2 separate regions of the Homo sapiens genome follow, and region 1 is linked to region 2. Evidence: read pairs that join two places in POLR2A ChIA-PET (ENCODE). Cell type or tissue: MCF 10A. All regions are shown on one strand.

Region 1 (4,000 bases), 83 kb before region 2:
CCGTGCCCGGCTGGTAGTATCTTCTTTTAAAAGAGCTAACAGGCCACTATTGTTAATATATGTGTAAGGCTATTTACATTCTACCCCCATTAAGCCAATTACCTCACAGATATGAGGTAACATTATCAACCCAAAAGCCACCTGCTGTTTGGTGCTCTCTTTGTGCTCTCTTTGAGTCCTTACTATAGCATTTTGTAGAAATCCTTGTATCATCCTAATTGTTCAAGATCTTTCTGACTCCTGATTCTGATCAAGATTAACCATGCTATGATGGGTATCAGCCAGACAGGAAAGGTGGAAAGAGCCCTTCATCTTTGCTTCTAGGAACTACTCTGGGCCACAGCAAGAGGAATATTAAAGTTCTAACATGGTATAACCATACCATAGATTAATCTTGGATCAGATTAATCTAATACTGTCCCCTTCTGGAGCTTGGCACCAATAACGGGCTGCTTGCCTTTATTTGGGGAACATTCTTTATCCACAAACTAACCCTAGTCCTGGCCTTGAACAAGGAAAATATAAGAAGCCACTCCATTACCATCAGAACTGCTGCTTCTCCTGCCAGCCATAGGCTTCCAATCTGACCCAAAAGCCAACAGACCTTTCTCTGTAAAGGGCTACATAGTAAATATTTTGGGCTTTGCAAACTTTGCTGCCTCTGTTGCAACTACTCAGGTCTGCTGTTATAAGCAGTCATGGATAATAGGTAAACAGATGGTGTGGTTGTGTCCCAATAAAACTTTACTTACAAAAACAAGATAGCAAGCTGGATTTGGCCTGCAGACTATAGTTTGTCAACCCCTGGTCTAAACACCCAGGATCCACAACTAACAGTCCTTTAGTGATTATCAGGTCACTGAAGCTGGGGTAGACAATTGTTGGTTTGTCATGGGCAAAGTTACCCAATAGGGCTTTGAAATAATGGCCAGGAATTCTTCAAGGCAGTTCTCAAGGCAGTGTGGACTTCATGTCATACTTCCTAGGGTTCCTGTGCATCCATTTCTGTTTGTAATACCAGACCCCAGTTTTTCCAAAATCATGCATATCATTGCTTCTCAAACCTTAAGATACATATGAATCACCTGGGGATCGTGTTGAAAATGCATATTCTGATTCAGTAGGTGAGTTGAGGTTTGAGCTTCTGCATTTCTCACAAGCTTCCAGGTGATGCTGATGCACATTACATTGAGTAGCAAGGATATATAGTCAAAAAGATTGGTTGTTGAAGAACAAATTTCTAAGCTTTTTAGTCTTCAAGGACTTAAAAACAAGTCCTTGTGGGTTTTTTTTTCTTTTGAGATGGGTTCTCACTGTGTTGCCCAGGCTGGACTTGAATTCCTGGGTTCAAGTGATCCTTCTGCCTTAGCCAGGGTTTTTGTTTTGATTCTTTCCATGTTACTTATATGTTCTAGGCATACTAATCTAAGAAATAGTTTACCTGTGATTATAAATTGTGTGGCTCTGTTACTCAGTTTTAGTTAAAAATTTTAATGTAATAAAAACAAAATTTCTGCTATAACAAAAGTACCTTGGGGCAGGGGAAAGAAACAATTTCAGATTCCATGATTGCAGCTTTCTAAAGGTGTTAAATATTTCTTTAGCTCTTTTCAGTGACCATTTATTGAGTATATACTATGTAAAATATCATTCAAAGACATTTACATTTCACACTTCATTTAATCTTCACTATAGTAACATTGGTAGTTACTATTGATCATCCCTGTTTTATAGATGAAGAAACATAGACTTGCATGCTTGGTGAGGTTATGCAATTTGTTCAGGGTCTCATAGCTAATAAGTGGTAGAGCTGGGTTTGAATCTAAATGTACTCCAAATCTTGTGCATTTAAATAGTTTCTTATGATGCTTCCCATTTCTACATGAGCTGCTTTTTAAAATTGTTGCAACAGTTTATGAAAACTAGTTCAAGAATTGCTGCATCCTTGCTGCATAAGAACCACTTGGGTTAAAAATACTGATTCCTGGATCTTATCCCCAGAAGATTCTAGGGTGGGCTCAGGAGTATCTGTTTTGAACAGACTTCCAGTGTGATTCTGATGGCAGTGTTTAGGAAGAAGGTGAGACCAGACCAGGGTTACAAGTGTACCTCAATCTCAACATCTAAGTGTTGCAGTTAGGCTATTTTGAGCTTAGTGGTGTACTTACCTAAAATGACATACCTAATGATTACTTTTATTTTTAGGAACAGCGCTTAAAGTTTTTGAAACAACAAGATCAGCGACAACAGCAACAAGTTGCTGAGCAGGAGAAACTTAAAAGGCTAAAAGAAATAGCTGAGAATCAGGAAGCTAAGCTAAAAAAAGTGAGAGCACTTAAAGGCCACGTGGAACAGAAGAGACTAAGCAATGGGAAACTTGGTGAGTTGTTCCTCATAGATTTACTTTTTTATACATTTATTTGTCTGGTTTTTTTGAGACAGGGTCTTACTGTGTTGCCCAGGCTGGTCTTTTGAACCGTGGCCTCAAGTGATCCTCCCACCTCAGCCTCCTGAGTAGCTGGGGTTACAGGTGCAAGCCACCATGGTTGATCTGTAGATAACTTTAAAGGGTATCTTTTGAAAAAATATAATTTACTGCAGTTTTGATGCTGCAGGTTCCTCTGAATTGAATTCAGCTGTTGAATGTTTTATACAGGATTTCTAAGATACCTTTGGAAAATGTAGCATTTTTTCCCCTTAATATTTTTTGACTGAGAATTTGATGAAGGCAAGGATTTTTATTCATATAATAGCTCCATCTATTACGATACCATTTTATTCAGAATGTTTGTGGTTTAATAGATCCACCTAATGTTATAAAATTGAAAGTTCTAAAGAAATTTTTATTGTTTCTAAAATTTGGAGTTTAATAATATTTTTAATGCAAATTCTGATAAATATACATTGATATTGAAGCACAGAGATTTAGAGATGTCTCTGTTGATTTCACTTGCTTCTAAAAGAAGTCGGTTGCTTCCAGGACATTCTGAAAAATTTTTCTACTGTTTATTAGAAAGTTCATTGTAAAGCCCGGTTGCCTGGGAAGTAGTCCATTCTTATTTTTCTTTTCAACTGTTGTTGCTGTTCTCTGTCTCATCTAGTGGAGGAAATTGAACAGATGAATAATTTGTTCCAGCAAAAACAGAGGGAGCTCGTCCTGGCTGTGTCAAAAGTAGAAGAACTGACCAGGCAGCTAGAGATGCTCAAGAACGGCAGGATCGACAGCCACCATGACAATCAGTCTGCAGTGGCTGAGCTTGATCGCCTCTATAAGGAGCTGCAGGTAGACCGTAGCTGTTTGCCAAAAGCTGTACAACCTCCTTTCCAGAAACAGAGTTGCTCATATAAGTAGCAAGAGGTGCTAGATTTCAGTTGCCTTTCCTTAAAGAGAAGGCAGGTTGTGGGGGGAACCCAAACTCCAGAGAATCCAGAGTAAACTTTATAGTACCCTAGACAGGAAATTTGAGACATTCCTCATAACCACAGCTGGTGGTCTTGCACAGGTGTCACTTAATTTTAAACCATGAGATGAGAAGTGTGGAGGGGTGGAGGGACCTCATATTTTTAGAAATTATATAATAGTTAACCATGTGATTAACTGTTTGAGACATTTTCTTCCTACTCCTTGGCTACCTTTTTTCCCCTCTCTTTTATTCAGCTAAGAAACAAATTGAATCAAGAGCAGAATGCCAAGCTACAACAACAGAGGGAGTGTTTGAATAAGCGTAATTCAGAAGTGGCAGTCATGGATAAGCGTGTTAATGAGCTGAGGGACCGGCTGTGGAAGAAGAAGGCAGCTCTACAGCAAAAAGAAAATCTACCAGTAAGTGGGCCGTTTTGTAATGGTTTTGGGGAGGAGGGAAAAAGATGACCAGCCCAGTGAGGTTACTCATAGGCATCTTCTTCAGAATCATTACTCAGTGTGCCCTCAGAAAACAGATGCTGTTTATGGATCCTTAAAAGACAATCCGCTGCTTTTTTACTTTTTAATGTTATTACC
Region 2 (4,000 bases):
TTGCTAGTCTTTAAACATTTTAACTACATGGGTACTTATTTATTTACTTTTTGAGATAAGTTTTCCCTCTGTTGCCCAGGCTGGAGTGCAGTGGCTCCAGAACCAGGCTGGAGTGCACGGCTCACAGCAGCTTCTACCTCCTGGGCTCAAGTGATCCTCCTGCTTCAGCCTCCCGAGTAGCTGGGACGACAGGCATGTGCCACCAAGCCCAGGTAATTTTTTTGTAGAGACAGAGTTTTGCTATGTTGCCCAAGCTGGTCCCAAACTCGGGTTCAAGCGATCCTCTTGCCCCAGCCTCCCAAAGTGCTGGGATTACAGGTGTGAGCCACTGCATACTTATTAAAAAGGCACCACAAATTCCAATAGACAGGCATCTTACAAAATCTCTGATCAATATTCCCCAAAACTGTCAAGGTCATCAAAATTAAGGAAAGACTTGAGAGACTGTCACAGCCCAGAGGAGCCGAAGGAGACTTGGCAACTAAATGAAACGTGGGGTCCTGGATGGGATCCCGGAATAGAGAAAGAACCTTAGGGGAAAACTAAGAGAATCTGCATAAAGCATGGACTTTAATAATACTGCATCAATGCTGATTCATTATAACACGTGTACCACACTGATGTAACATGTTAATAATAGGGGAAACTGGGTATGAGGTATCTGGAACTTCCTGTATTATCATCTCAGCTTTTCTATAAACCTAACACTGTTCTTAAAAAAAAGTCTATTAACATTTTTAAAGGTACCTATTATAAAAATGCATTTTTAAATTTATAATTTAAAAATTATTTGCCAGGTGTGGTGACTCGCACCTGTAATCCCAGCACTTGGGAGGATAAGGCAGAAGGATTGCTTGAGCCCAGGAACTTGAGACCAGCCTGGGCAACACAGTGAGACCCCATCTCCACACAGACACACACAAAAATTAGCCAGGTGAGGTGGTGCGTGCCTGTAGTCCTGGCTACTTGGAAGGCTGAGGTGGGAGGATTGCTTGAGCCCAGGAGGTCGAGGCTGCAGTGAGCTATGGTTTTGTTACTGCACTTTAGTCTGGGCAACAGAGCAAGACCCTGTCTCAAAAAAAAAAAAAAAAAAAAAAAAGAAAGAAAGAAAAAGAAAGAAAGGAAAAGAAATAAAAATTATTTAAAACACTTAAATATTCAATTTTTAAAATTGAGGAATGCACATCTGACCCCTTTGTGTTCATTTTCTCCCCATATGTTTCTCCTTCTGAGTTTCAATCTGTGTGTTACCCAAACACAGGCCACAAGTTTGTCTCTCCTCGTTTTGGCATTTCCACCCTTAGATTATGAAATTTTCAAGGACAAGGATCTGGTTTCCAACCCAACTTATTTTCTTCTCCTCCTTTTCTCTTCCTCCACCATCCTCTTTTTCTTCGGCAATTTGGCAAAAGGACTTTTCACATAACTGGAATCAGTAATGATAATCCTGGTCCCTTGAATTTGTCTGGGATTCTATAGTGTGCCAAGTGTGTTTGCCTGTATAAATCTCACTTTTCTCCACAGCCCTGGGAAGGGATCCTTATCATTATTCCCATTTCACAGAAGAAGAAACTGAGGCTCAGAGGGGTTGGGTCCAAATAAGTGGCTAATGAGTGGTAGAAGGAACAGGACTGGAAAATTCCCCATCTGGCTTGCCTTTCCCATTGGTCTTGTCCCTTCCCCACTCTCTGCTGAGCTAGGCTGTGGGGTGGGGCACCCTGTAGCTAAACACCTCCCAGTGGGTGCTCTGGGGGTCCATGTGACATCTTGAGAAGGAGGCAGGTTGACCCACCTCTGAGGGGCCCAGGGAACATTTGCTGGGTTACAATGAAATGGGGGTGTGCTGTTTCAACAGCCTTGGCAGCCTTGGGCTCTACCCCAGGAAATCAGAGGCCTGCAAGGTGACCTATGCCTTCCTGGCTGGGGTAGCTGCCTTCATCCGTGAGCTGTGAGGCTGTGGGGAAAGCTCAGTGGTGACCCAGTGCAAAGTAAAGCATCAGAGGTAGGAGCAGCTCAGCCTTGGAGTTTCCTGGGTCCTTGGGAGCCATTTCAAGTGGCAAGCACCTGTAAGAATGTGGTTATTACCCCACGATTTCAGAGCCATATTTAGCTGCAGGGTCAGCCAGTGGAGGCTCCAGCTGGGTCTCCAGCCCTTCCTCCAGAAGGGCAGATTTTTCTCTGCTGAATCAATTCTTACACAACTATATTCTGCAATGGAGATGGCTCTTGGTGAGAGCAGCTCTGTAAACATGGTTTAAATGACTTTGGTGAAGCTTGGAAGCTGAGCCTTCTGGGAAGGAGCGTGGGTGTTTGTGGATTAAACATTGCTGGGCAGCACAGTAAACAGGGCAGGGCGTTGCAAAGTGCACAAGTCTAAGAATGTCACCTGCCCAAGTTCCCTGGGGGAACTGAGTAAGGCTCAGGGTAGAAAGCGCAGGTAGAGAAGATGAATTTTGCTGAGAATGGTTCCTCAGCACAGCACTATGGCAAATTGGAGGGAGCATGGGTTAGGAAGAGTGTAGGATTCAAAATCAGACCAGGGTTCAATCCTTTGGCAATTACTAGCTGTGTGGCTTTACACTTACTCTCCCGTCTCTGTGGCTCAGTTTTTTTTTATCTGTACAGTGAGGTGAGAATATTTACTTTAGATTTGGGATGAGTACATGAAATACTGTAGTGAAAAAATGCTCTATGAATTGCATACTGTTATGCAGGTGATGGGTACTGTTATTACTCCTTCTGTGTGTAATAAAAGAATGATCTTGGCTGGGCGCAGTGGCTCACGCCTGTAATCCCAGCACTTTGGGAGGCCGAGGTGGGTGGATCACTTGAGCTCAGAAGTTCAAGACCAGCCTGCGCAACATGGCAAGACCCGGTCTATACAAAAAAATACAAAAATTAGCCAGGTGTGGTGGCGTGTGCCTGTAGTCCCAGGTACTCAGAAGGCTGAGGTGGGAGGATCACTCGAGCCCAGGAGGCCAAGGCTGCAGTGAGCCAAGATCCTGCCAGTGCACTCCAGCCCTGGGGAACAGAGTGAGACCCTGTCAAAAAAAAAAAAAAAAAAAGAGAGAAAGAGAGAAAATAAGGATGATCTTGTAGTGCTCTAACCCTCTAGCACAAGGAATGAGGAGTAGCTGGTTAGAAACCCGGGAATGGCTTTAGAATAGCTGAATACAAACTCATAGGGGGTGTCTGAGGTCACTCCATTTACCCTCCTTCCTTCTCCGTTTTTGGAAGAGACGGAGGTTCCAGATGGAAGTTCCAGGTAATTACTTGCCCAGTCTTCGGACTACCAACAGAGCTGAGTCTAGGCTCATATCTCTGGCCATGTCACAGAGTGTCACTGCCATGGCCTCTGTTCCTGGTGCTTGTGAGGCTGTTGGGATTTGGTGAAGGTCAAGGCCCCATCAGCACCCGCTGGCCAGGTGCCAGAATCAGGGTGAGAGTACAGTATACCACATTTCACAGATTGTGATCTAACTAGAGTCCTCCAAAATAAAAGGCTGAAAGAACAAAATGACCAATACTGCATTATACGCGCGCGCGCGCACACACACACACACACACACACACACGCACACACCCCTGAGAAATTACAGACTAGCTACTAAGAAATTTTTAAAAGGTTTACATTTCACCTGGTTTATAATTCCCCTGGGAGGGAAATTTCTCCCAGGAATGTTAACCTTTGCTATCTCCTCTCCAATTGGCCCAGTGGTATTTACACAGGACTTAAATCATGTATTTGTTGCTTACACTTTGGCACTTAAGGTGTTGTTAAACTCTGAAGCAGATGTTAGGCAGTTGCTGTGTTTGTTTCTGGATTCTCTCTCTTTTTTTTTGAGATGGGGTCTCTCTCTGTCACCCCGGCTGAAGTGCAGTGGTGCCATCTCTACTCACTGCAACCTCTGCCTCCTGGGTTCAAGCAATTCTCCTGCCTCAGCCTTCTGAGTAGCTGGGATTACAGGCACCCACCACCACGTCCAGCTAATTTTTTTGT

Evidence for each region. Peaks named below come from ENCODE experiments on the same cell type or tissue, not always from the same donor. Only the 100,000 strongest peaks of a DNase experiment are listed, where the experiment ranks them.
Region 1: POLR2A ChIA-PET joins it to region 2 with 5 read pairs; 3 of 35 experiments call an interaction of 5 or more read pairs at or near these places.

Annotation. Positions count from the first base shown.
Region 1 is chr1:223,802,554-223,806,553 of GRCh38, reverse strand. It overlaps TP53BP2 (tumor protein p53 binding protein 2), which reads left to right. Exons shown (of 18, transcript NM_001031685.3): 6 at 2,206-2,380; 7 at 3,102-3,283; 8 at 3,659-3,823. Among named protein-coding and RNA genes, the nearest start is that of TP53BP2, 41 kb to the left of the region's middle. In MCF 10A, no CTCF peak of the experiment used is centred here; no DNase peak of the experiment used is centred here.
Region 2 is chr1:223,719,381-223,723,380 of GRCh38, reverse strand. The region is part of intron 2 of CAPN2 (calpain 2); the gene reads right to left. Among named protein-coding and RNA genes, the nearest start is that of CAPN2, 8.8 kb to the right of the region's middle. RefSeq lists an enhancer at 3,775-4,000. In MCF 10A, no CTCF peak of the experiment used is centred here; a DNase peak (open chromatin) is centred at 2,230.